Regions from separate parts of the Mus musculus genome. Here all the other regions are linked to region 3. The links are chromatin loops, found by intact Hi-C in ENCODE. Cell type or tissue: heart. All regions are shown on one strand.

Region 1 (5,000 bases), 49 kb before region 3:
GGCCCTTTGGACTTGCAAACTTTATATGCCCCAGTACAGGGGAATGCCAGGGCCAAAAAGGGGGAGTGGGTGGGTAGGGGGTTGGGGGGGTTGGTATGGGGGACTTTGGGATAGCATTGGAAATGTAAACAAGGAAAATACCTAATTTAAAAAAAGAGAAAAAAAATGGAATCATCAAGCTTTCAGGTAAATGGATGTAGCTATAAAAGAATCATCCTGAATGAGATAACCCTGACCCAAAAATACAAATATGGCATGCATTCTCTTGTGTATGGATGTTAGCTTTTAAGCCTTTGCTATGCATACTACAATCTGTATAACCACAGAGGTTAGGAATAGAGTAAGGAACTAAGGGAAGATGAGGATCTCTCAAGCCAGGGGAAATAGAATAGTTAGGGAGAGACAGGAGAGGGACTAGAATGGAAAGGGGGAAGAGGAGGAAGAAGTAGGAACAACTAACTAAGGCATATTTAAGGTATATTTCGGGAACCACATGGAAACCGACAGTAGTAAAAATTTATATATTACACACACACACACACACACACACACACACAGACACACACACACACACACACACACACACACACACAAGAAATCTAAATGGAATTACCAAATAACAGGGGAGATAACGCCCCAACTACACATCTTTTACCACCAAGAGAAACCTCAGTGCCAGGAATGGGTGACATGTAATTGAATTGGTGGCTAAAGGGGCCCCATGGAAACCCCAAACATCTCAAGCTATTGCCAAGGTTATTGGTTCCTGTCCACAACCTGGTGGTAAGTCCCTATTGCTGAAGACACCACATCATACAAACCTCACTGAGTATGGAGAAGTCGAGCTTGAGCCTAACTAAACCCTCACCCCTGCTGACTCGTGTTCATGGTACCAGGAGATATTCTGCACTCTACCAGAGGATAAAGGCAACCACCCCACCAACTCAGTTACAAACTCTGAGATCTACAGTGCTAACCTGCCTGCATGGCACCCTGGTACAACAGTGGCGCAGATAATGTGGGAACAACCAGCCACAATCTTAGTGGCTTTAAGGTCCACTCAATGGGATGAACCCAACACTGCTAGGGTGGCCAAGAATCTGATGCTGGTGAAGCCATGGGCCTAGGAGAAAGCCAAATACTATTGTTCTGCTAAAGGAACACAGCAGTGACTCCTAAGGACATTCTGCTATAGCCACAGATCAGTGTCTCATTCAGTCATCGTCAGAGAAAGCTCCCAGCCTTGGTAAACGGGAACTAATACAGACAGACCCACAACTGGACAATGTGCAGAGGGTAAAAGCCTTTGGAACTCTCTGTCATAAATGGGACAACTCTCTGTCATTTCCTCCTCCCTCCGAAGCTCAGGGAGCTATGCAGAAAAGAAGGCGGAAAGATTGGAAGATCCAGAGGGGGTGGACGACACCAAAGAAACAGTGTCTTTAGACACAGCAGGACTGATGTGCACATGAACTCACAGAGGCTGGCAGCATGACAGGTTCAAGGCAGATGCATCCCAGCACTGAGAAAGCTGAACTCCCATCTCTAACCAAGAAGTCATCTCTAACTGGCAGCCACTCTCAAAGAAAAAACTTGTTTCCTCCAATGCAGTCTCACTGGGTATATAGACTACAATGTAGGGTGGGCCTCGTGTCCAGGAGAAGACAGCCATCACAAAAGAACTCAATGCCATCTTCATCTCATAATGCTTTGTTTGATACATATACATATACATATACATATACATATACATATACATATACATATACATATACATATACATATACATATACATATACATATATATATTCATTCTTTTATTATGGTTTCCAAGTTTGTATTTTTACGGGCTTTGCTGTGTGTGTATATTTTATTTATTTTTTCTTTTTTGTAAAATTTTGGTTTGTTTATTTTTATTTGCCTGTTTGTTTTCTAAAGAGAAAGAGAAAATGTGGGGTCAAATGGGTAGGAAGGGAGGACTGAGGAGGATCTGGGAGGACGGGAGGGAAGGGTGACTACTACCAGAGTTTATACTGTGATAATGTTCAGATTGCTTTAAAGAGTGTGACTAAAACAGGTGTGAGTGTGTGTGTGTGTGTGTGTGTGTGTGTGTGTGTGTGTGTGTGATAAAAAAAAGGAAAGAAACACAGCTCTGCTCTCCAAGGGAATGGGATGGTGTTTTCTAGACCACCATGAGTGGGTATGGCCTGGGAATACAGGTTTGGGTTAGTCCAGGTTCTGTGCTCTAACGTGATAACCATTCCTCTGTAGAGAGGGACACTCAGTTGAGGAACTAACTGCATAAGACTTGCCTGTTGGCAAGCTTGGGGGGGTGATGTCTTCATTAATGATCGCTGTAGGACTGCTCAGCTCACTGTGGGTGGTGCCTCTCTTGGGCGGGTAGTTCTGAGTGATGTAAGGAAGCAAACTGAGCAGGAAGTGGGAGTAAGGCAGTGAGCAGTGCTACTCCATGCTCCAGAGCCTCTGTTTCAGTCCCTGCCTCCCCGTTCATCCTCTGACAAGCTATAATGAACTGAAAACTGTAAGATAAAATACCCACCACCACCGTCACCAGCACCACCACCCAAGCCCCCGCTGCCAAATGTAGCCCCCGTCTTGCATTTCTCATCTGTTCAAACCAAGAGTCATTTTCCTCTACACTAGACTTGTCCCTGTATGTGAAATTGTACTCAGTTGCATCCCGGGAAGAGTCACGGCCAATTCTCAGCCTCCTGCTCGTCCTCTCAAGGCAGCCCAGGGATTGTGCTGCGCAGACTAAGCCTCTTAGTTTAGCAGCAGGTCAGCAGGAGCCACACCAGAACAACTCTCACATTGTGTTCCGGCTCTGAGTTCCAACAATCCGGTGATTGTTTCCCATGTGGAACCTCCTGGAGCTGAGGCCACGAGAGTTGACTCGCAGACCAGGGAAAACTTAACAGACAAGTAAGTTCAAGGTGAGGACCATGGGCCCTTCATGGAGAGTCGACTTTGTAGCTCTAAAAACAGAACCAGCTAAAAGAAACACAATAATAGCTCGTCTTGTAGAGAAAAGAGACAAGAAAAGAAAAAACCTCTTTATCTTTAAATTCGCTGGAGATTCCAGATAAAGCAGAGAGCCACGGCCCTGAACAAGCCTGGGTTCATACCCTCAAAGACTCCATGTCTCTGAGACTGGGACTCCTGCAAACACTGCGGGGACTGGTAGGCTTCTGCTTCCTGTCTGGAAACTGTATTCCTGGGAACTTTCTGATTAAGGCCAAAATGAAGGGGTGATAAGTGCAGAAAAAAGAGAGAGAGAGAGAACAAAATTTATGCTTGCCAGAGTCATGGAGGAATAAATGAAGCTTTTTATAACTCTATCAGGGAAAGGAAATTCTAGAAATTAAAGTAGCTGTGTTAAAGGGAGGAGGGGAACAACTCAAGATAACTACAGACCCACTAGGTGCTCGCACTCACCAGGAACACTGTGGACACAGTCAGTGTGGTACCCAGAGAGAGAGAGAGGCCTGGATGATCAAAATCTCTACCATGTACTGTTAAGGAACAACAACCACAACAAAAACAGCAGCAGCAACAACAAAAGGTTGTCAAGTAATCAATAAAATAAGATAATCCTAAATCCTAGGAAAGAATGCAATCAAACACATTAGCTTTTTGTTTAAATAAATTGTTTCTTCAGAGAGCAGTAGATACAAATTATATCATTTCTGAGTTTAGCAAGACATCAGGATGTTCCCTTCGCTGCACTGGATCACTCTCCCAATATTTATGTATTTACACTCTTATTCTGTGTGTCCTGGTGTAACAAAACACCATAGACTGAGTCACATTCCTTTTTCATAGTTTGCTCCTAAAAGTTCAATATCAAAACCCCACCAGGCCTGGTGCCTGAAGAATGCCAGGGACCACTTTCAACTCGGTGCTGAAAAGCTCTTAATTCACCCTGAGGGCTCTGCCCTGATATCTTAAGGCCCTGCCCCTGTGAATCCCATCAGAGGCGGTTAGGTCTCAGCTCCTGGGTTTGGGAATTTAGCCATCACAGTTCTGACCTGCCTGTTGCCGGAGAGCTTTTCGTTTCCAGTGTGGATGTGGCCTGTTTATATTTCAGAATAACGCCCTGGCTAAGCATTCTGGAAGCATTGAGTCTAAGATTGTTTCCCTTGAATTCTTCCTGGAATGCCCTCTGCACGCGTGGGTGGGAAGTGCTAAAGGGTGCCGACTCCCAGGCCCGCTCCTTGGTTCTCTTCAGAAGAGCCCTCTGAATTGCTAAGGACACTCACTGCTTTCACCACACACAGTAAGGATCCAGGAGACTCAGGCTGTGGCTCACCAGGTAGTCCTCAGTTTGTATCACACACTCACAGGTCAGCTCTTTGCCTTCTTCTCACCCTTAACTTTATGGGCCCCAAACACAGAGCTTTTGAGAGGCTTGCTCAGAAAGGTGCCTCTACTATTCTTCCCAGGGCTCTTTGTGGATATTCTGGGCGGCAACATTCCACCCTGTTCTGGGGGGGCGGGGGTGGGGTGCTCTATTCATTCTGTCTTCAAGGAAGTTTTAAAGTCTACCACTGATGTAGCACCCACTTGCTTCTCTAGGCCATTGAGGCTTGATTTCTTTTGCTGCTACTGTTACAATGTTAGAGTCTTAGGAGGGAGGGGAAACAGTGGTAGAGGCAACAGTGGAAACAGAAGTAACGCCAGTCAGTCTATGTCATCTACTTCCCTGTCCTGAGTCAGCAAAATTGAACTATCAGGAATTCATGAAAAACAATAGGATGTATTTTAAAGTTTCCCCCCACAATAGGCTTTGAAGTTTTATCCCTTATTGTTCTCCAAATAAGGCAATGTTCTCATGTCTGGGTGGACTGTAGGCCCCCATTTCTGTTGAGCTTGCTGATATACTTAACTATCAGAAATAAAAATACGCAGTGGAGTCTCAGTATAACCCACACTCCTCTCTGCCCTTTGCCTTACACTCCCAGCAGTGAAATGGCCAGCAC
Region 2 (5,000 bases), 110 kb before region 3:
GCCAGGGCAGCAGGGAAGACAGTGGGGGCATTTAACTCCACCTCTGCCCTAGGGACACAGGAGCACACTTGTTTGTCTTTCCTGTTTGGGTGGCAGTGTACATAGAGGTTGATAGAATGTTATTGTGCATTTTGCTTAAAGCCGGAGAGCCCTGGCCTGTCCACTCACTCACCATGGTAGGAATACTAAGCTTGCCTGTGCTGGTGAATCCAGGCACCTTGAACCAGGGCAGGTTCAGGGGCTGATCTGCCTGCCCCCTGCCTGCATTGCCTGGGCCTCTCGTAATCCCAAATCTCTCTTTCCTCCATTATTCTTTTCGATTTTTTTTCCGTCTTTGAACGTATTTTCTAAAGATAAAACTCGAGGCTGTTGAGTCTGTGAGCTTCTCCTGTCTGTGGTATTTCCGGCTTCATGGCACCTGCCAGGTGCCCTCCCTGTGGAACCTTCAGAGGGCCTCCTTGGCATATTCTCTAGGAATCTGCAGCTGAAAAATTGTCTCTTTTAATAACTGACCTATTTCCTGTTATCAAAGGAGATTTATAACTCTCTTCCAGAAAGCCCAGAGCTGAATTTAACCCCCAGCCACAGCCTTTGGACCACCCTAAAGATGTTTTCCCTCCCCATGATGAGCTTCTAAAGTGAGCACTTCAGCCTTATTCTGTTCCGTGCCAACGCTTCTTGCAGACATGGTCCTTTGAATAAGTGTTTTATGAATTAATTTTTAAAGTTAGCATCCAACGTTCTAGGTTTTGTTTTGACGTTTTATGCATACATAGCATTGTCCTTTGCTCGTCTAAGCCTCCCCTCCCCCATTCTCTCTTGCTCCTCCTATCCCTTTCCCAGGTCTCCAAGTCCCAAACAAAGCCATAAGATCACTAAACTGAAAGTTGAGTATGGTGGTACACACCTATAATCCTAGCACTCAGGAGGCACATCCACACATGCACACATGCACACACACACATGCACACATGCACACACACAACACACACATGCACACATGCACACACACACACACACACACATGCACACATGCACATGCGCATATAATTGAATTGGATAGACCACACAATACAAGTCATTTTCGTTGTTTTAAGCACCGCCAGTGCTAATGTGTCAGAGGGAATGTTCTTACAGAGGAAACTTGGTGGTGAGATGACACTGTGGCAGTGCCAGGCTCATGACACAGAGCAGTGAAACTAAACCAAGAGACAAGGGAAGCTCACAGTTGGATGGAGGGACACTGTGGCTTCATGAGAGTTTCTGAGTCTCTCTAAACAACTCATGTAAAATGTCCTGGGAGAAGATCTTCTTTGTACTTCATGGAGAGAAATTAAAAGGCAGAGTCACAGGGTTCCTGTGACTTGGGACTCCAGCAGGCAAACATGGACCAAGGTGGTGCTGAGGACTACTGCCTTTAGTCGGAGAGATTATAACCGGGAGATGCACAGGCAGATGGCTTCCAGGCTGGGCTCATTTTCATTTGTTTCTTAAAAAGTATTTTTTTAATTGAGTGTATGTGTGTGGGTGTTTGGTCTGCCTGTATGTCCTGCAGCATATGCATGCCTGGTGCCCAGAGGCCAGAAGAGCCTGTCAGGTCCCTGACACTGGAGTTACAGATGGTTGTGAACCACCATGAGGATACTGGGACTCAAAGCCTGGTCCTCTGAGAGAGCAGCCAGTGCTTTGAACCACTGAACCGTCTCTAGCCCTTGAGTTTCATTTTCGTACTCTATAAAATGGGGTCACAGTTCTCACGCCCACTGAGCAGCCCAGAAAAGGAAACTGTATGACTTATCAGAGAAATGAGCGCAGTGCCTCTGGTTTCCTCTGAGATTTGAATGTACCTTGTAAAAAGGCAAATTGTAGCAGTTTCCATCTCATTGTGGATCCTGTGCACAGCTCTATATTAGATTTTAAATGATGATAAAAACAAAAAACAAAGCATCTGTAGGTCATTGCATATGCAGAGACATTCATACCTTGCTAGTGTTCAGCTCCCTTGATTTCCCCAGCCTGCAAAAACATGTGCTACAACTTAGATTAAGAAATGGATTCCAGCTGGGCGGTGGTGGTGCACGCCTTTAATTCCAGCACTCGGGAGGCAGAGGCAGGTGGGTTTCTAAGTTCAAAGCCAGCTACAAAGTGAGTTCCAGGACAGCCAGGGCTACATCCTTCTGTCTGCTCACAACTCACCACTAGAGGGCACCCTTGATCCTATATCCACTATCTGACATCCTGGTCAGTAATTTACACAAATGGAGGCATGCAGTTTGTACCATTTTGTGCTTGGTTTCTTTCCCTCTCGTTTGCAAGGCATACCATGACACCTGTAGAGCAATAGCTTGTCTGTCCCTTTGGCTCTATAGGTGTGGCTCTATAGGTGCCGAACACCTGATACTTCCGTTATTCATCCCAACACTGATGGGATTCGCATTTGCAGAGTGTGGACTCTGTAGCTGTGCCACTGTGACGTGCTTGTGTGTGCCTTCTATATCTGAACCTGCACTGCTGACCGGAAGGCATGGGTGTCGATCAGCTTCAGTCCATCCCATCTATACTCAGGGGAGTGTAGTGGCCTCATCTTCAACAAGCAGTATGGAAATCTCTTTTCTTTGGGTTCCGAGTCTCCAGAGGAACGGGACCGACAGAATATAAACAGTTTGTGCATTTCTGCATAGACATAGAGAAGGAGAGTCATCTGGAGAGACTGGCTGGTACTATTGTGAAAGCTATAGGTTCCAGGATCTCCTTTCTGTAAGCCAGAGAATCAGGAAAACTGGTGATGTGCTCAGCCCACACCCTAAGGTCTGAGAACAGGGAAGCCAGCACCTCTCCACGTACTGTCCCTTAGTCCACAGGGCCAAGAACTAGATGTCCCAAGCCCAAGGGCAGGCCCAGATCGGCCCAGCAACCTGGCTTCCTTCTACCCTTTTGGTCACTGTGAGTTTTGTTACTGCTGTCTTGTCTTCACCAAAGTCACTCTACCTTGTGGCTTTTGTCCTGACTTGGCCCTTGATTAAGTGGATGGTGCTCACACTGGGGAGAAACGACCTCCTTTCCTCCTGGAAACAGCCTCTCAGACATACCCAGAAATAGCAGTGAGTTACCTGCTACCCGGGCATCCCTTAGCACAGAAAGTTGATATGTAAATTCTCTCTCACACTTCATGTGCCTCATTGTGCATTTTATTTGCAATCCCCAGGTGACTGACAGGTAGACCTACTGCACGTTCAATATTACATTATGTCATTTAGATAAATTAAAGCACCTGTCTATACCAACAACGCAGGCCCAAACACATGGAGCAACAAAAATGTAAACAGAACTTGATGGGGCACAGATATAATGAAGGCTTTCAATATTCTCACTGAAGAATTCAAGTGAATTGACCTCAAATAATCAAAGACAAATAGAATCTGAAAGAAGTCTTTCCTCATGCAAAAAATATATGTAAAATTTGCATCACAAAGTTGAAAATATGTAACTTTTCCTTATTTCTCATCTTTTAAAAGATAAATTTTATAGCATTTGTCAGAACCTTGATGACGAAGGACATTTCAGAGAGTTTAAGAAAGTAGAGTTTAGAGTCATCAGTCTCTTACCACCCCCCACCCCCCCAGCCCCGAACAGATGAATCATATAAAAGTTCTCTATTTAGAAAACAAAGTGCATTCATTAAATGTTCCCGAGCAAGCAGGAAGCCGAGGCTGCAGTGAGTCATTCAGCAAGAAGGCAAGAGAACGACAGCTCAGCAGTCAAGAGCACTGGCTTCTTATGCAAAAGACCAGGGTCTGGTTCCCAGCACCCACACAGTGACTCCAGGGTGTCCAATACCCTCTTCTGGGCACACACACACACACACACACACACACACACACACACACACACACACACAAGCGCGCGCGCGTGCACACCAAGAGTCCTCATAGCAGACCTACAGCATGCACAAAAAGTTGTCTTTGGAGAAAATGGCTTTAAACGCTGTCTTTAGTATAATGAAAAATTTAAAATAAGAGTTAGAATTCATCTTAAGAAACCAGAAGACAAAAAATAACAAGAAGAAAGGAGAAAAGAGACTTAAGACAAGGGAAGCAGTTATACAATTAATTTAACAAACAGTGAAACAGGCATAGGGGCTACGCATAGGGGCTAAGTCCTCAGCTACTTAAATTTAGGATTCAGGCTAAGGAATGTCTGAGTTCTAACCCTGAACATGATGAGGAGCCTAAAACTCTTGATTCTACAGTTGTTGATTTCCTTTGCCGTAAAATATCAGTAGCAGCAGCATTAACAATGACAACAGTCATGAGAACACTAAAAATGCACATCCTATAGTTCAAATTAGGCAATGCTTTACAGTATAAAGTCTCTTTGGAAAGTCTACTGTATATACATGTATACAGTTGGTTCCAGGGTTCCCAAACACACCACAACCCAGAGACTGTGAAATGGTCCTTGGTGTCACATGTGCTGAGACCCAGCAGGCATCATCTTACACCTGACATCTTCTCTAAACAACCTGGAATTTGCAGTGCAATGTAAATGCTGCATAAATGGTCATTGGACTCTTTTGGTCAAGAATAATGACAGGAGTTGGTGGAAATGTTTCAGTATGTCTTAGTTAGGGTTTCATTGCTGTGAAGAGACACCATGACCAAGGCAGCTCTTATAAAGGACAACATTTAACTGGGTCTGGCTTACAGGCTCAGAGGTTCCGTCCATTATCATCATAGCAGGAAGCATGGCAGCATGCATGCAGGAAGACACGGCACTAAAGGAGCTGAGAGTTCTATATCTTGTTCCAAAGGCAAACAAGAGAAGACTGGCTCTTCCACACTGGGCAGAGTTTCAAAGTCCACCCCCACAGTGACACACTTCCTCCAACAAGGCCACAACTCCTCCAATAAAGCCACGCCCCCTAAGAGAGCAACTCCCTGGGCCACACATATTCAAACCGCCACACAGTACAAAGAGAATTAAAAATATATATATATATA
Region 3 (5,000 bases):
TTACAGAATATGGAGTGGCAATCACAGAGTTTTGACCCCCCTCCCCCATATCTTGTCATTAGCATTGTAGTACTTACATTCCTGCTCATGAACCAGAAGTGGTGGACCATAAGGAAGCAACACACGCAGCCTGTTTACAGGGTTCACTTTGGCACGTGTGTCATGGTTCTCTACAGATGCACAATGGCATGGACTCTCCATTACAGCTTGGGTTTTTCAGTAGTTAAAGACATACACACAATTAATTTAGGGAGGAGAGATGGTTCGGCAGTTAAGCCCAATTCTTACCCTTCCTGAAGACCACAGCTTGGTTCCCAGGACCCACATTGAGAGGCCCCCAATCGCTTATAACTCCAGCTCCAGGAGGTGTGATTCCTTTCTTTGCCTTCACAGGCAGGAACACACAAATGGAGTACACTCACTCACACAGACACGCATGCACATAGAAACAAAATAAGAGTTGGAGTAGAATTGAGGGTGAATGTGATCAAAATAGGTTGTGTGAAATTCTCAAACAAATGCATTACTCTATTAAAATAATCTAAAAGTTAATTTAAACTTTTTTATTGGTGCATTACACGTTCTTTTGTCTAAGACAGTGATTGTTCTTTGGTTAAGAAGCTTCTAATATTTAGAATAATCATGCTGGCATATTGTTGCCATTCAAAGGAATCGTCTCAGCAAACCACAAGTTTTAAAAGAATGCACTTGCCTTATGAATTCCTCAGAAATAACCACAGCACATTTTGGAAGGGTTGTGTGTGTGTGTCACAGATCCTGGCATTGAAGAGCTGCTTCCCCTCTGTGGTCTCAGTTGAGCCAAGTTAGGAAAGTAGGAGTTCTTTGAGAGTTCATAGTCCAGGCTCTGGGAAAACAGAAGGTCAAAGCATCTTAAAGCTGAGTTTCCATGGACTTAAAAGGAGAACCCGCACAGAGAATAGCCCTGAGCCTGAACGGAGAAGAGTCCAATAGGAGGAGGTGGGACAGTGGGCGTCAGGCGGTCACCCAGGCAACGCAGCAGCTCACCGGGGCGGAGGCAGCATGTTGGCCGGTAGGGAGCAAGAAAGAGTCCGTGTATGGTGCCAGTGTGTGAGTGGCTGCGGTGATCCGCAGTGGGACTCGGAGGTGTGGGACAGAGTCCGGGTCTTACTAGGGAGTAATCCTTTGAGAAGATGAAACGAGAAAGAGGAGTTGCTAGAGAAGGTTAGTAGGGCGGAGGCATGACTTGGAGTGAGTGAGTGGCACGAAGGCATAACCTGGAGGTGGAGCGGGTGGAGGTAGTGAGAGGCGGGGAATGAAGTGAGGTAGGTTGAGAGAGTCCTCTGAGACCAAGGGCGTGGTCTGGCCTGGGGACTTGAACCGAACGGTTTGGGGTTGGTCGAAGGAAAAAAAATTCTCTAGCGGGTAGAGGCAAGGAAGATGAGCTGGGGGCGTGGCTCCTTGAAGAGGAGGCTGGACCAGCAAGGAGGGCTGCGAGGACCCCAGGAGCGGGTTCGGGGGCGTGGCTTCAGGGGAGCGGTGTGGAGGCGTGGCTTCGGGAGCGGGCTGGGGGCGTGGCCCGTGGGAGGAGGCGGCTGAGCGCGGGAGGGCGGAATCAGCGCTGCTCTTTCTTGGAGGCCACGGCGCGCAGAGCCTGGCGAGCTCGCGGCTGCATCCCTGCTGGAGCCGGCTGGGCAGCAGGACCTCTTGGACACGCTGGCTTTGGAGCTTCGGTGGAGTGGGGACCGTCGAGGTGAGGCTACCCAGAGAGGCGCAAGGCTCTGCGGGGCGCGGGCTCTCGGGTGGGTATCGCGGAGGAACTGAGCGCCTCTGTGACCCAAGGGTGCCCCGCTGCCAGCTCCTGCTTGTGGCTCGTGGGACGGACTGGGACTGCTCACCTGTTGCGCCACCGTGAGCGCTCCGCCTGCTAGCGGCTGCTCTGGGCTAGCCCGGCAGCGCCCCCCGGGGAGGGCGCGGTGTGCTGTTCTTGCCGGTGCCTTTCCCCCCGGGACGTCAGGGATTACCCTGAAACTCTATCTACCCGCGCTCCCTGCTTGCTGGGCGGGCTGCGGGGTTGCGCCAGGACGACGGACAAAGGTTGGCCGCCACTGGCCCCTTGAATGCTTCCTTCCTCGGAGGGCGTGACCTGTGCATGGAGGGGATTGGGGTTGCGTTTTAAATTGGAGCACTCAGATTAGAAAGCAAGTTTCTCCTTCTGGGACGCAGCCTAAAAGACTTGGGGACTTTATCGTTACTTGTATAGAGAGTGAGTTGGCAGAATTGGGTTGGCTCCATATCTGTTCGGGATATGGGGAATTGCTATACTGGCTAGACTCTGGGATGGGACGACTGCCGCAGGAGAGGAATTCAGGTGGCTTGTGCTGGCGGACCCCACTTCTTAACAGCAAAGTTGCAGAGTCGGAGCAAATTTCTTCCCCGAGTGAAAGAAGACAAAAAAATCCCAACAGCAAACACAAGCGAGCCAAGCTACTATAGTTGCTGCCCAGCATGGGATCATGGCATTGATAAGTAGAATAGTTATTTGAATTTATTCACTGCTGGTTACCAAGGCTTCTTAGAGCCGTATCTCTCCCTCCCCCACTATTTTTTTCAGGCCCCTTCCACCCCATTTCTGTTGTCTAGTGTTTTCTAAATTCTCCAGACCTTCTAGGTTTTTGCCCATCTTTTTTGATCCCACTTTTAAAGCACAGAAATTTCACCCTGTTTGCTTTTTTTCCCCTCACTCTTGTTTTCTTTTTTTTTTTTTTACCTTTCCTAGCAAATGCTCCCTTTCCCTGCTATTCATCGCCCCCTTTCAAACTTCCTCACCGCATTGTTCTCTTGGTACGGGTTAATTATGCACCCCCACCGAGTGGGGCTGAACCTTGTTCTCTGCCCCTCCCCCACCCTCTAGAGCCTTTGGGGAGGTTGCTTTCTATCCAGCGTTTTAATTATTTTTCACTCACCTCCTTGGCCCCCAACTTGCCGCCCCACCCCCACCCGTTTCGTGAGCCTTTCCTTTCTTTGTGACCTGTGTGTTACCGGGCACTCTTTTTCCGGCCTTTTTACCTGCTTCCTCCCTAGCCACAGCCTGCCAACGCTTTGGTGACTTTCCCAGCTCTCTTGGTCTCAGATCCCTTGTGGTCCTCCCTTCCCCCCACAGGCCTAGAACACCACTAGGCTCAGTTTCCTCCTTTCCAGTTAGCCCCGAGTTACCTCACAGACTTAGTTTTTTGTTTTGTTTTGTTTTTTCTAGAAAGTCTGGAAGTGTCACTAGAGCTTCTGCCTTTCCACAGCGGCACACTGCCTGGCTCTCAGGCCTCTCCATCTGCCACTGTGCCTGTCTGTTGAAGTGGAATTGGACATGCAGCCCTAGAATGATGTCATTACCAACATTAATGTGATGATCACACAGAATTTACCAAACAGTGTGCTAAAGCAGTAATATTCATTTAAAATCTTCCTTCGGTCTCTGTCAAGGAAGACCCACCACTCTCCCCCTTTTGCAGATGAGGAAAGGGTGTGTTCAGAGAAGGTAAGCCTGCCACAGTCATGTTTGTCATGACTGTGTTGTTTGACTTAGTCTCATGGGGCCATGTGACTTCTTGACCTCAGACAGGTCGGGCATTCAGCTTTGGAAGTGAGGTTGTTATTTGACATGTTTTGTTTATTTTGCAGTGTGTGCCAGTTTAGGGCATAGAGTCTACTCTTCTTGTAGGACAGTGCCTGGGGAAAAGTCAAATGGCTGATGTCCTTCAGAAAGCCTGGCTGTCACCATCTCTGCCTTCAGCCTGCTTCCCATCTTTACCCTAGGACGTTGGGAAGACAACATCATAAAAAGTATATGGCTAACTGGCTCCTGTGTCAGGAGTTCAGTTTCACTTTAGTACAATGAATGAATGGGCCTTTGGGTCTCCGAGAACCATGCGGCTTCACGAGTCCTTTAATTTCTATTTCATTTTATAGTCTTAAACCTTGATCAGTTGTTTCCTGGCTAGTCTTCACTTGCAAGTTTACTGAAGGAGACTGCTGGAGTTACAGACTTTATTAGCTGGAAGGGACGTTAGAATCCACCCAGCGGGGAACTTGGCCCAGACATAAAGAGACAAATTTGTCCAGCAGCCGCAGCATCCCAGGACTGACGCCTGACCCTACAGCTCAGTGTGGAAAGCAACTTCATTTCCCGTCCTTTTTCTGAGCTACACAGCAGTAGAACTGCATGTTTCGTGTAGAATCATCTGTAGGTTTCCTTTTTTTGGAGGAAGCCTTAAAGACATAAGAAGAAAATATTTGCCTTTGAGACATGTGATGGCATAAGTGGGGTAAAACATCACAGAAATATGTATACGTTCAGGTGTTTTTAGAAGAGTGGTTCTTCCCAGAGCAACAAGAATGAACAGCTTTCTCTAGGCAGACCACATGGCACGTAGGGATTTCAACGTCAGCAGCTGGAGTGCTCTGCCTCTCCTTCCCTTTCCTGGGAGAATTGCATCATTACAAAGTACAGAAGGTACACTGAAATGTACGTTTCATGCAGGAGTGGCCGTGAGCTTCTTGGGAGGAGGGAGAAAACATCTGTGCGTGTCGTCTGTTCTCTGTGGCTCTGATGGTGGCAGCTGGGTTCCACAGTGGAGTCTGGAGGTTCAGGGAAGCCACCATGCCCAGAGCCCCGCTGTCAGCAGTGAGATTTGCATCCATGACTGTCTGTCGTATTAGAGGCATGTGAATTCTCTTGTGTTTCTGTGAGTGGAGCCTACAGTTTGCTGAGGCAAGTGTGCCGCCTCAGCGCCTTCGACAAAGGTAGAGAGATGGGTTCTGCTTACTGAACTGAGAATGACCAGGACAGGAGAGCCGGGCCGTGACCGTGAGGATCCAGAGGAATCTGCATCCTTTTCTGGCTCTGGCAGGGTGTGATGCTTGATAGGCCCCCAAGGAGCTGTGGCTCCTGGTAAATTCGGACATTGGCACATGCCGTTTCAATTTAGTTCTGGCTCTTTAAGGTGGCATCTGAACACGTGGGT
Region 4 (5,000 bases), 75 kb before region 3:
CCTCTCTGTCTTGCTTTCCAGTTCTTCCTTCATATGTGGAATCCCAAAGCTCTTGAGTCTTACTTCAAGTGACCAACCAGAAAAGCCACGTGCCCCTGGGGTTCCTTTATCTTCCCTGGGCTCTTGGTCCTATCTGTACTATCTGCCACGGTTCTCTCTGAGATGTGGTCAGGGGCTGCTGTCTGGTTTTGTTGACAAACACAAACGCCACAAATGCTGGTAAGGGTAGGAAATATTTCTGCCTAACTTTAGATAGTGTTACATGACACCTCCCGTGGGTCTCTTTTACGGGTATGTCAGCCCTCCAGTCCTCTGTGGGTCAGGGACACATCCTCTTGGCCTGCCTAAAGACATTTCCCAGGAGGAAGGCAGTGGAGCACAGGAACTGAGTGTCTCAGGCAGCTGTGGTCCTCTCCCTCTGTTTCTGCTCCATCTGCCTTTCAGACACTCTGGACAGATTTGCATCTAATGGCACTCGGCTCTCTGAACCAGCATGCTGCTTTTATAGCAACAGTTTATTAAGCGGGGAGTAACACACTCACATGGGAATAAGACTCCCACACATTATTTAGGCACACAACGCCCACTGTTATTCTCACAGTAGTTCAGTGCACCAGGAGAAGCCCGTGTCAATACTGTCAATCCTAGGAAGTCCTGAAGGAGGAACTACTTAGATCTCACTGGGTACCAAAAGTCAACTGATACTCAGTACTGATAAAATGGGTCCTACCTGCAAGACCTGCTGACACCTCACCACCAACTTTAAACCTTTTCTGGGATGACTTACTAAACCTCGTGCAATGTAAATCTACGTGAAGACTCATTATGTATGTAGAGAACGGTGATGAGAAAAATTTAGTTCCTATCCAGCGTAGACATGGGAGCTTTCTCTTCTGAATATTTATAGCCCAGGATTGGTTGGATTAGTACAGTGGCTCTTAAAATGTGGGTCGTGACCCCTTTGGGGTTGAATGACCCTGTCACACTGGTCACCTAAGACCATCAGAAAACAGATATTTACATTATGATTTATCACATTTATTTATACCCAGTTATAAAAATAGCAATGAAAATAATTCTATGGTTGGTAGTCAGCAGAGCCTGAGGAACTGCAGTAAGGAGTCTCAGCATTAGGAAGAGTGAGAACCACTGGGCTAGGGGCTGTGGAACAAGACATGGGAGCTCACTGCATTGGGTTTGCACCACTGTGGACTCTAAGGGCCAGAGAAGCAAAGGATTTTCCTGTTGTCCTATATTTAGCAAGTGGAAGCATCCGGGTTCAAAAATTGGTCTCATTCTAAATCTGGTAAGTTTCTACACAATAGGTACTAAGACCCCTGGGGCCTCAGCAGCCACTGTAGTCGGGCTGTGATGGAATGCGCACAGTCACAGGAAAATAATCCCTAACATCTGGTCTGGATGTGCGGTATGTAAGGCATACCTAAGGATTGCTGTGGTTCTAGAATTCAGATGAGCTCAATTAGTCTATTTTGGCTACTATAACAAAACGCCACAGACCTGGGTAACTTACAAATAACAGAAATTCATATTTTGCAGTCCTGGAGGATAAAAATCTAAAATCAACAAACTATCAGGATCAGTGTCTGGTGAGGACCTCGGCACCCCCCTTCCAAGATGGTGCCTGTAGCTGTGTCTTCCAGGAGGGACAAACTCCGAGAAAGGGACAGAAAGAAAGCATTCATTTCCCCAAGGCCTTTTCCAGGGTTACTCAGACATGAGTCTCCAACCTACTGATGTAATCACCTCCTCTGGGCTATTCCCTCCATCCAGTTGCATCAAGTTGCAGGACATGAAGTTTGGGAGATACTCAGCATTCGACAGACAGCCTGTGAATTGTTTTTCTCTCTAAATCTAGCAACCCCAGTGCTTAGGTTGTCTGTCCCAGGCGTTTGGAAGGTAGATTTGCAGCTGCTATCAGTTAAAACTGATACACGGGGCTGGAGGGACAGCTCAGTAATTAAGAGCACACACTGCTCTTGCAGAGAACCTAAGTTCATTTTTCCAGTGTCCCAAACTGCCTGTGACTCCAGCTCAAGAGAATCGAATGCCCCCTTCTGGTCTCCTCGAGAATGGCACCCAACATGCATGTACCCATACATAGTCACAAGTGTATACACATAACTAGAGCATCCCCTCCCCCGGGGGGGGGGGGGGGGTTGTGGCACTCACCCTTGCCGGCCTCGCCCATCCGTGCACAGCTTTATGAATACTATTTGATGTTGACAGAACTGCCACGGTCGTGTCATCAATTAACATCTCTGCCCATGAGGCCTCTGTGCTCACCACTTATGTGGCCTCAGCACTTTGACCTCTGACCTTACTGGCTCCTTCCCTGGCTGGCTGGCCACTCCTTCCTACTGAGTACTGAGCCCCCAATCCCTTCTCTTTCTTTTGGTGCACTGTCACACCCCAAGGTCGTACCTCCAAAATCTCTTGTCTGTATTTCTCCAACAACGTCCCCACTGATGTCCCTGACTTCTTTATCTGTATCGCTGTATCTGCAATCAGACAGGAGAGATCTGTTTGTTTCTCATTTGTTTATTTGTTTGTTTTTACACTGCTTGGAATGGAAGTTAAGTCCACATACACGTTGGGTGCGTTATTTCCCATGTTTATCTGTATTTCCTGTATTTGTTTTTTAAATTTAAATTTTCAGTTATTATTGTTAGTGAGTGGGGTGTGTGTGTGTGTGTGTGTGTGTGTGTGTGTGTGTTTACATGTGCCAGGACAACTTTGTGGGATTAGCTATCCCCTTCCGTCTTTACATGGATTCTAGGAAAAGAATCCAAGTCACCAATCTTGTCAGGCAAATATCTTACAGAAGAGCCATTGTGCTGACCCTAATTCTCTATCTAGTCAAAAAAAAAAAAAACCCAAAAAAACAAAAAACAAAAAACGTAGATCTTTTAAATACTAAATAAGTTATATTTAATTTATTAATATATATTAATATATTATTTTATTATATTGTTTATATTATGTTATTTATTATACACTGTAATATTGTTTACATTCTGAATGTTATTATTAAAATATATTAATCAATATATTTATATTACTTTAATATAAAAATAAATATTAATTGAATGATAACTAAATAATAACTATCTAATAAGTTTAATAAAATAATAAATACAAAATAATTTCTCTTCTGTATCTCTGGGACCTACTGTGGCTGCTGTCCTTTGCTTGCTTTGGGCTTTTCCTGGGTAATTCTATGAGATCTACAATCCTGTTCTTGAGCCTCTTCTCTTATTCGATCTCCTGACAGCAAAAGAGAGATTTCCTTTAATGTGCTGTATGAAGTCTTCCAGCCTTCCTGCGGGTCACTGCAGCATACTTCAATGCTCCATCTCTCTGCCTCAGATTGCATCCCCTCCTTTCTCTAAGCCTTGAGGCTGCCCCTTGTAGCTTCTCAGAGCTCCAGAGGAGCGTCTCCTTCACTGTGGTCTCCTTTCTGGTCAGCCTTTTCTTAGTCCTAACTGGTATTGCTACCTCACATGTCCATGGCTGATGATGGCTGATCATATCTGACATACGCACAGCTATTTCCACACAGGTTCCCAGAGAATGATCAAACCCAGACAATGGTCTTTTCTGGGGGTGGCTTTTTGGGGGCCTCCCGTGGATGCTGTTGCCTCACAGGGCTATTTGCTGGTTTTCATACTTTCTATAGGCTTTTAGATTTCCAGGCTAACTTGGAGCTGGGTATGAGGGGGAAGGGTGGAAGGCAGGGGTGACCACCATAAAACTCACTGTTCCTACAGTAACTCAGACTTATTCCTTTGTAAACACCGCTTGGATTGCTGCAAGTCTTTGTTAATTTACAGAATTGGGGTAGGATGGGAGCAGGGCGGTTGACAGCCTTCTTATTGCTATCATAGACCTGTGGGGAGTATGTCTAGCCTGCTCTCTGGAAAGTTCATCTTTAATCTACCATCTTCAAAGAACCTTTTAAGAATCTCTTCCTTGATTCAGGCAGGAATCCATCACCAATGATGCTTTCTGGGCATCCTGCTGCTCTCTGAGATGCAGCTTTACAAAGAGGGTGCTTCCTGCCTCTGGGATCACACAATCGTTTTAAATACTTAGTGTGCACCTGCCACACAGCCCTGGTCTCTGCTTCCCTCTCTTGCATATAGTTATTGGCTGGCCACAGTGCTGGATAATAAAGGAGAATGATATTCTTCTTAGAAGAAGAGCAATCAGAAAGAGGCAGAGTTATTCAAATCATCAAAGGGATGATAATAAGATAATACAGGAAGCAAATAGAAATAAGAGAGTTCATGAGGAGAGTAGTAGAAACTAAGATAATTCAATAGCAACCCCTTTCTGGGATCAGTTAGAAATGAATGTGTGCACTGATTGCGGTGCTTTGAATATGAGTGGCCACCAGAGGCTCATATATTTGATTGCTTAGTCAACAGAGAGTGACTCTATTTAAAAGGATTAGAGGGGTTGGTCTTATTGGAGGAAGTGTGTCACTGGCGTGGGTTTTGAAGTTTTCAAAATCCCAAGCCAGGACAAGTCTCTCTCTTCTCTCGCTGCCTGCAGGTCTTCATGTAGAACTCTCAGTTCTTTCTCCAGTACCAGGTTTACTTGCACATTGTCATGTTCCTTACCATGCTGATAGTGGACTAAACCTCTAAAACTGTAAGCCAGCCCAGTTAAAGACTTCCTTTACATGAGTTGTTCTGGCCGTGGTGTCTCGTCCTTGCAATAGGACACTGATGTACAGCTTAGAGTCTTTCTGCTGGCCTCTGATTCTTTAAACATATTTTCCTATTGAACTACAATTAGTTTCCTTTTAAATTGCCATATTTGGCAGCTTAGTGTGTTTTTAACATATTTTAACTTTTGGCTTATAAAAATACAGCACCTTGGATTGGACCCAGGACTTCACACATGCTACATAAAGGTTCTTCCACTGAGTTACAGCCTCAGCCTGTTCTCTATTTTTTGAGGCAGTGTCTCATTCA
Region 5 (5,000 bases), 100 kb before region 3:
TTCTCAAGAAAGCTGCTGGGGGAGCCCTCCTGAGACTTCAGACACCTGTATCTATTTTTCTTCACGGGGGGGGGGGGGGGGGAAGTGGGGTGTGTGTGTGTGCAGAGTCTGCTTGACCTGCCAAGAAGATGTGAAACTAACAAAGAAGTTTCCCATGGGGGGGGGGGGAGTGTTGTGAGGGGGGGCAGGCAGCCAGCAGAGGGCAGCTGTTCCAGCCACGCCACCTCAGCCTCACTACCTGCACCTCTAGGGTCTCTGCCTAAGGATGCTTCCCTCTTACCTCATGTTTAGGGGTTCTGGAGTGACAGCCACGATGGCATGGGGGCGGGGGCGGGGGGAGAGGGGCAAGGCACTTGAGTGCACACATGCATAATCTGGATTCAGGGATGAGGTCATATTCCCAGTGTGAGGGAATTCCCAGTGTGAGGGTTGGGAGAAGAAAATGGCTTTGTTACAATTCTGCTAGACTCCTCACTGGCCCAGGACAGTGCGGTTGTCTAGAGAATGTTCCTCATTGACAGCCCAATGAGAGTGGAGCCCAGAAAACTCCCCAGATGAGGTCATATGAGAGACTTGATGGGGGTGGGCGGTTTGGGGGAAGGGGAGGAAAGACTGGCAGAAATTAAAGATATCTGAGCTGACATTAAAGACATCAAGAGCTGGGGTGGAAGATTCTCCTGGGACCTGGAGGACACAGTGGGGGTCCTGGGGGGACAGTTGAGACAGAGGTATGCAGGCTTGGGGACTCATAGGCCCTCTGTATGAGGTTTGTTTTTCTGTCCTCCACTCTGGCCCACTGGCAGCTCCGCCCACCTATCTTTCCCACTGTGCTCTTTCTCAGCCTTCCTGTTCTTCATGGCAGGGAGGAGTCGGTTGGCCTCAGGCTGAGATCAGCTTTCTCTACTCACCCATCCACCGTGGGCCTCTGGGGTCGGTCGCTCAGACTTCTGCTATTAATGCAGCACCAAATGGAGGAACCGGAGACAAAGCCTGGGTCTGCAGGCTCCCCCGCTCCGACTCCAAGGGGTTCACACTGATATTATAATAGTTACTTCCTAATATTTAAATTCCGAATGGCCAACACTTACATTCAAGGTCACTGCTAATGAAACAGCAATCTGTATGCAAATATGTATTGTTGTCTGTGTATTTATGCGTACTCTCCACCCCTTTAATCCATCATAGGAGATATCATGTTATAGTTATTGATTAGGAATTCCTCCAGATCATCTCTTCCTGCTTCCCCACCTCTCACTGAACACCAACCTGGAAAAAAAAAAAAGGAAAATGCAAAGTGGGGCTGCTTTAAGAGCTGTCTAGGCACAATACAATGCACTAACCTTCCGTGTAAAGGACATTTTACAGGCAGCACCTGAACACTGCATTCCTTATCATTGCACCGGATGCTGTCTTCTTCTGGCCAGGAAGGTCCATCCTTTGTCCAGTCTCCCCTCTTCCGCTATGGCGCCTTGTCTCCTCATGGCTCTGCTCACCTCATTATTTATAAGATACATCTCCTGTTTTCCATAGAAGACTGCTCCACGGAATTTCCTGTAGGGCTGTTTTGGGACTAAGAAGCTCAGCTTTGGTTATTTCCCCTCCACCTTGCATGAGGCTATAGTTGGCAATTCTCATTAAATCTCACCCTCTCCTGATGCTCTTAGGGTCTCTCTAGTCCTTTAGCATTTTATTGTGGGTCTGTAAGACCTGTGTGTATCTCCAGCTCAGTTACTGCCTCTGTGACATCGTTACTTTAGATATAAAGCACCAAGCGCTTAGCTAGCAACAATGTTTCTGATTTCTTCCATTTTTTAATCACAAAATTTAGACAAAGGTCTTAGAAGAAATTTACTTGCCTGGAGTTTCAAAGCCAGTCCTAACTCAGAATCACAATTGACAGAAGCTAAGCGATAGTGTTGAGAAACACCATTGCTTCAGATACGAACACCTTGTGAATATGGTCCATGGAGGCTGTCTCTCTACCATTTAAAACTTGGGTCCTTAGCCTCGACTCCCTGAATGTCAGTATTCAGACAGAAGAGGACTTTGGGATTTAAGACCCAGCATCACCTAGCAGGGGTGTGAAATCTGTCAAGTCATTCTTACCCTAGATTGCACCAAGAAAAGAAAGTGATGAGCCTGCTGGGTACCTAACAGTCTTGTAAGCTCACCTTGTTACAGGCAGGATGTGGAAGCCAGGGCTGGTGTTGCTCTGGAAAGCATTTTTCTCTCTAGCCACTAGATGGTGGAGAAGGGCACATCTGCTCATCTGTACATCTGCTTACCTGTACATCTGTATATCTGCTTACCTGCACATCTGCTCATCTGTACATCTGCTCACCTGCACATCTGCTCATCTGTACATCTGCTCACCTGCACATCTGCTCATCTGCTTGCCTGCACATCTGCACATCTACATGTCTGCAGGGCTGTGTTGGGGGTGGGGGGAGGTGCTGTCTTTCTGCTAAGAGGGAAAGAGTATTTTGGTTAGCAGTTTGTATAGAGGCTGGTGGCTTGGATTATGATTCAGACTCAAACTTTAAGAGATACATGGGGGAAAAGGAGTTCCTTAAATGTATGGTCTCCATTTGAACCCTGACCAGACACCATTTCCAATCTCAGGAACTGATTCTTGTGTGCTATGGGTAGAAATTTATACAACATAGGGGCTCACAGAGAGTCAGACCCAGTCTTCCTATGTACATGTGACAGACGTGCAGCTTGGTCTTCATCTGGGTCCCCTAACAACAGGAGCAGGGCCTGTCTCTGACTCTGTTGCCTGCCTTTGGAGCTCTTTCCCCTAACTGGGCTGCCTTCTCAATAGGAGAAGATGCGCTTAGTCCTACTGCAACTTGATATGTTGGTGGGTTGATATCCACAGAAAACCTGGCCTTCACTGAGGAGAAAGGGAGGGGAGAATGGAGAAAGGGGAGATAAGGAGGGGAAGCTGAGATCTGGATGTAAAATAAATAAATAAATAGAAAAAATGCCATTGTCCCAAAAAAATTGTTAGAGGTCTTTCCAACATCATCAGGCTCATAGAGCACAGAGGAAGAGCTGTTCTAGGTTATGTGCTTGTGGTACAGGTCCTAAAACTGTAACAAGCTGGTCTGTGTCTCTAGCCTGATGGAGACCCTGCATAGCTTTGCCCACGCAGGAAAATGGAAGAAACGCTGTCCTAGCTGTCCACAAAGAAAAACGCGTTAGAGTTCCATTGCTGTAACAAAATGCACAAAACAATCAACTCAACTTATAAAGAGGAGAAGGTCGAGTGAGATCACAATTTCAATGCAGGTGGCCCAGTTGTGGCCCAGTTGCTTTGGGTCTCTGTCAGGCAGCATATGGTGGTAGCAGTGTGTGGCAGAGCAAATGCTCACCCCCATGGCCAGAAGCAAAAGGGGAAAGCGAGGAGGAAGAGAGACTGGGGTCATGCAATTTTTGTGGACACGCCTTTAATGCAACCTTCCCAGTATACCCAACTCTTAACCAGGTTCCATCACCTTCAGTAATGCCAAGCTACCAAGCTCTAACATGTGGGCTTCTGGGGGACATTTCAGATGCAAACAATAGCCAGGGGTCACTCTGAGACACTGTGAAGGGACCAGCATGATAGTTCAACGGGTAAAGTCGTTCACAGCAAAAACCTGGCCTCAGTTTGATCCCTGGAACCCACAGTGAGAAGAGAAGACTCCTGACGCTTGTCCTTGACCCCCACATGCCCCCGTGGAAATGAATGCATGTACACAGATGCTAATACTTAAAAAAAAATCCTGACACACAAAGGAACAAAGTGTATATAAAAAAAATAAAAAATGCCATGAAGGATCCTCATGCCCCCCCTCCCCCCGTGTCGGGGAGCCTCCATTCCCCCCACACTGGAGAGCACACTCTAGGGACCACGTGTGTAATCCCACAGGTCCGGGTCCAGCCCATTAGCCAGGAAGAAAAGCTACTCACGATGGGACTGCAGAGATCCGCAAATGCACTTTGCAGTCACCTCGGATAGACGCATGTCAAGTTTAACAAAACGAGCTCTGTCCAAAAGAGCTTTTAAATAGGAGGTTTCCCGGGAATAATTAATTGCTAAGCTGCTCTCAGAGGTAGCAATGTGAGACACTAAAATCCCAGCCTGCCAGCAGAGGCCTTCTCGGGTCAGGCACAGGAGACGTGCAGTCGTGTGAGGATCGGAACGCTGAGGGAACACGCAGTGCTCCTGCTAATCCCTCTGATGATCCGCCCTCCAGCGCTTAAAAAATAAGCAAATTTAGCTAACCCTTTCGGAGGGGACTTATTGTGACTGTGCGCTCACACTCATCATTCAAAGTGTTTGTGAAGAAAACAAGGCTGCTTAAGAACAGAAACGCTGTACCCTGTCTTACTTCACACAGCCTTGGAGGATTAGGTTGTGTAAACTACAGTCTCCATTAGCCCCCAAGGCTGCCTGTTGCCTGCAGGGCCAGGGGTTCTCGCGCTGCACTGCACATGTGCTACAAAGAGCCAGCTTGTGATTCCACAGACATGCTCATTTCTTATCTTCTCACTGTTGGGGGTCCCAAGTGGTTTCCCCAGCCCCCTCAGTGCTAAACATGTTGTGTATTTATTTCTTCCCCATCAGAACAACATCATACACATCACAGATGCCGTTAGGGAGGCACCTGGGTTCAAATCCTGCCCCTCCCTTTTCTGTCTCTGTTATCTCAGACCTGGTCCCGTTCTTACCGTAGTGGTTGGAGGCTAATAGTACCTACCTCCCGAGACTATTAGGGGAGCAAATGGACTAGCCCACAACCGTTCATTCTCTTCAGCATTATGTGTGTTGTGGTGGGCCGCCGTGTGCCAGACACGGCGCTAGGCTTTCTGTGATGCTCACAGGGAAGCGCTAGAGTTTCCTGTCCGTCCTCATGCACTGCTAAGTATTGCCGGCCTGATGCCTTTGGCTAATTCGCTCAGCCTCCTCCAACTCTCCTCGAGGGCGAGAGGAATGCACCATCTCTGAATGA

Evidence for each region. A loop is a pair of places that touch in the nucleus more often than their neighbours do. Peaks named below come from ENCODE experiments on the same cell type or tissue, not always from the same donor. Only the 100,000 strongest peaks of a DNase experiment are listed, where the experiment ranks them.
Region 1: a loop joins it to region 3, with 2.2 times the contacts of the local background. A loop is called at or near these places in 7 of 42 quality-filtered maps.
Region 2: a loop joins it to region 3, with 4 times the contacts of the local background. A loop is called at or near these places in 10 of 42 quality-filtered maps.
Region 4: a loop joins it to region 3, with 2.2 times the contacts of the local background. A loop is called at or near these places in 5 of 42 quality-filtered maps.
Region 5: a loop joins it to region 3, with 3 times the contacts of the local background. A loop is called at or near these places in 10 of 42 quality-filtered maps.

The regions. Positions count from the first base shown.
Region 1 is chr14:60,584,471-60,589,470 of GRCm38, forward strand. It overlaps a transcript of Spata13 not described here. Among named protein-coding and RNA genes, the nearest start is that of Gm41166, 36 kb to the right of the region's middle. In heart, no CTCF peak of the experiment used is centred here; a DNase peak (open chromatin) is centred at 2,811; H3K27ac peaks cover 1,393 bases.
Region 2 is chr14:60,523,290-60,528,289 of GRCm38, forward strand. It overlaps a transcript of Spata13 not described here. Among named protein-coding and RNA genes, the nearest start is that of Gm41166, 97 kb to the right of the region's middle. In heart, a CTCF peak has its summit at 2,197 (motif pointing right); DNase peaks (open chromatin) are centred at 2,202 and 4,862.
Region 3 is chr14:60,633,133-60,638,132 of GRCm38, forward strand. Spata13 (spermatogenesis associated 13) reads left to right here and starts at 1,573. Exons shown (of 13, transcript NM_001033272.2): 1 at 1,573-1,732. In heart, a CTCF peak has its summit at 1,932; DNase peaks (open chromatin) are centred at 1,469 and 1,889; H3K4me3 peaks cover 2,543 bases; H3K27ac peaks cover 1,972 bases; H3K27me3 peaks cover 1,623 bases.
Region 4 is chr14:60,558,220-60,563,219 of GRCm38, forward strand. It overlaps a transcript of Spata13 not described here. Among named protein-coding and RNA genes, the nearest start is that of Gm41166, 62 kb to the right of the region's middle. In heart, CTCF peaks have their summits at 2,077 (motif pointing left) and 2,089 (motif pointing left); no DNase peak of the experiment used is centred here.
Region 5 is chr14:60,529,723-60,534,722 of GRCm38, forward strand. It overlaps a transcript of Spata13 not described here. Among named protein-coding and RNA genes, the nearest start is that of Gm41166, 91 kb to the right of the region's middle. In heart, CTCF peaks have their summits at 235 (motif pointing right) and 2,229 (motif pointing right); DNase peaks (open chromatin) are centred at 569 and 1,449; H3K27ac peaks cover 548 bases; H3K27me3 peaks cover 388 bases.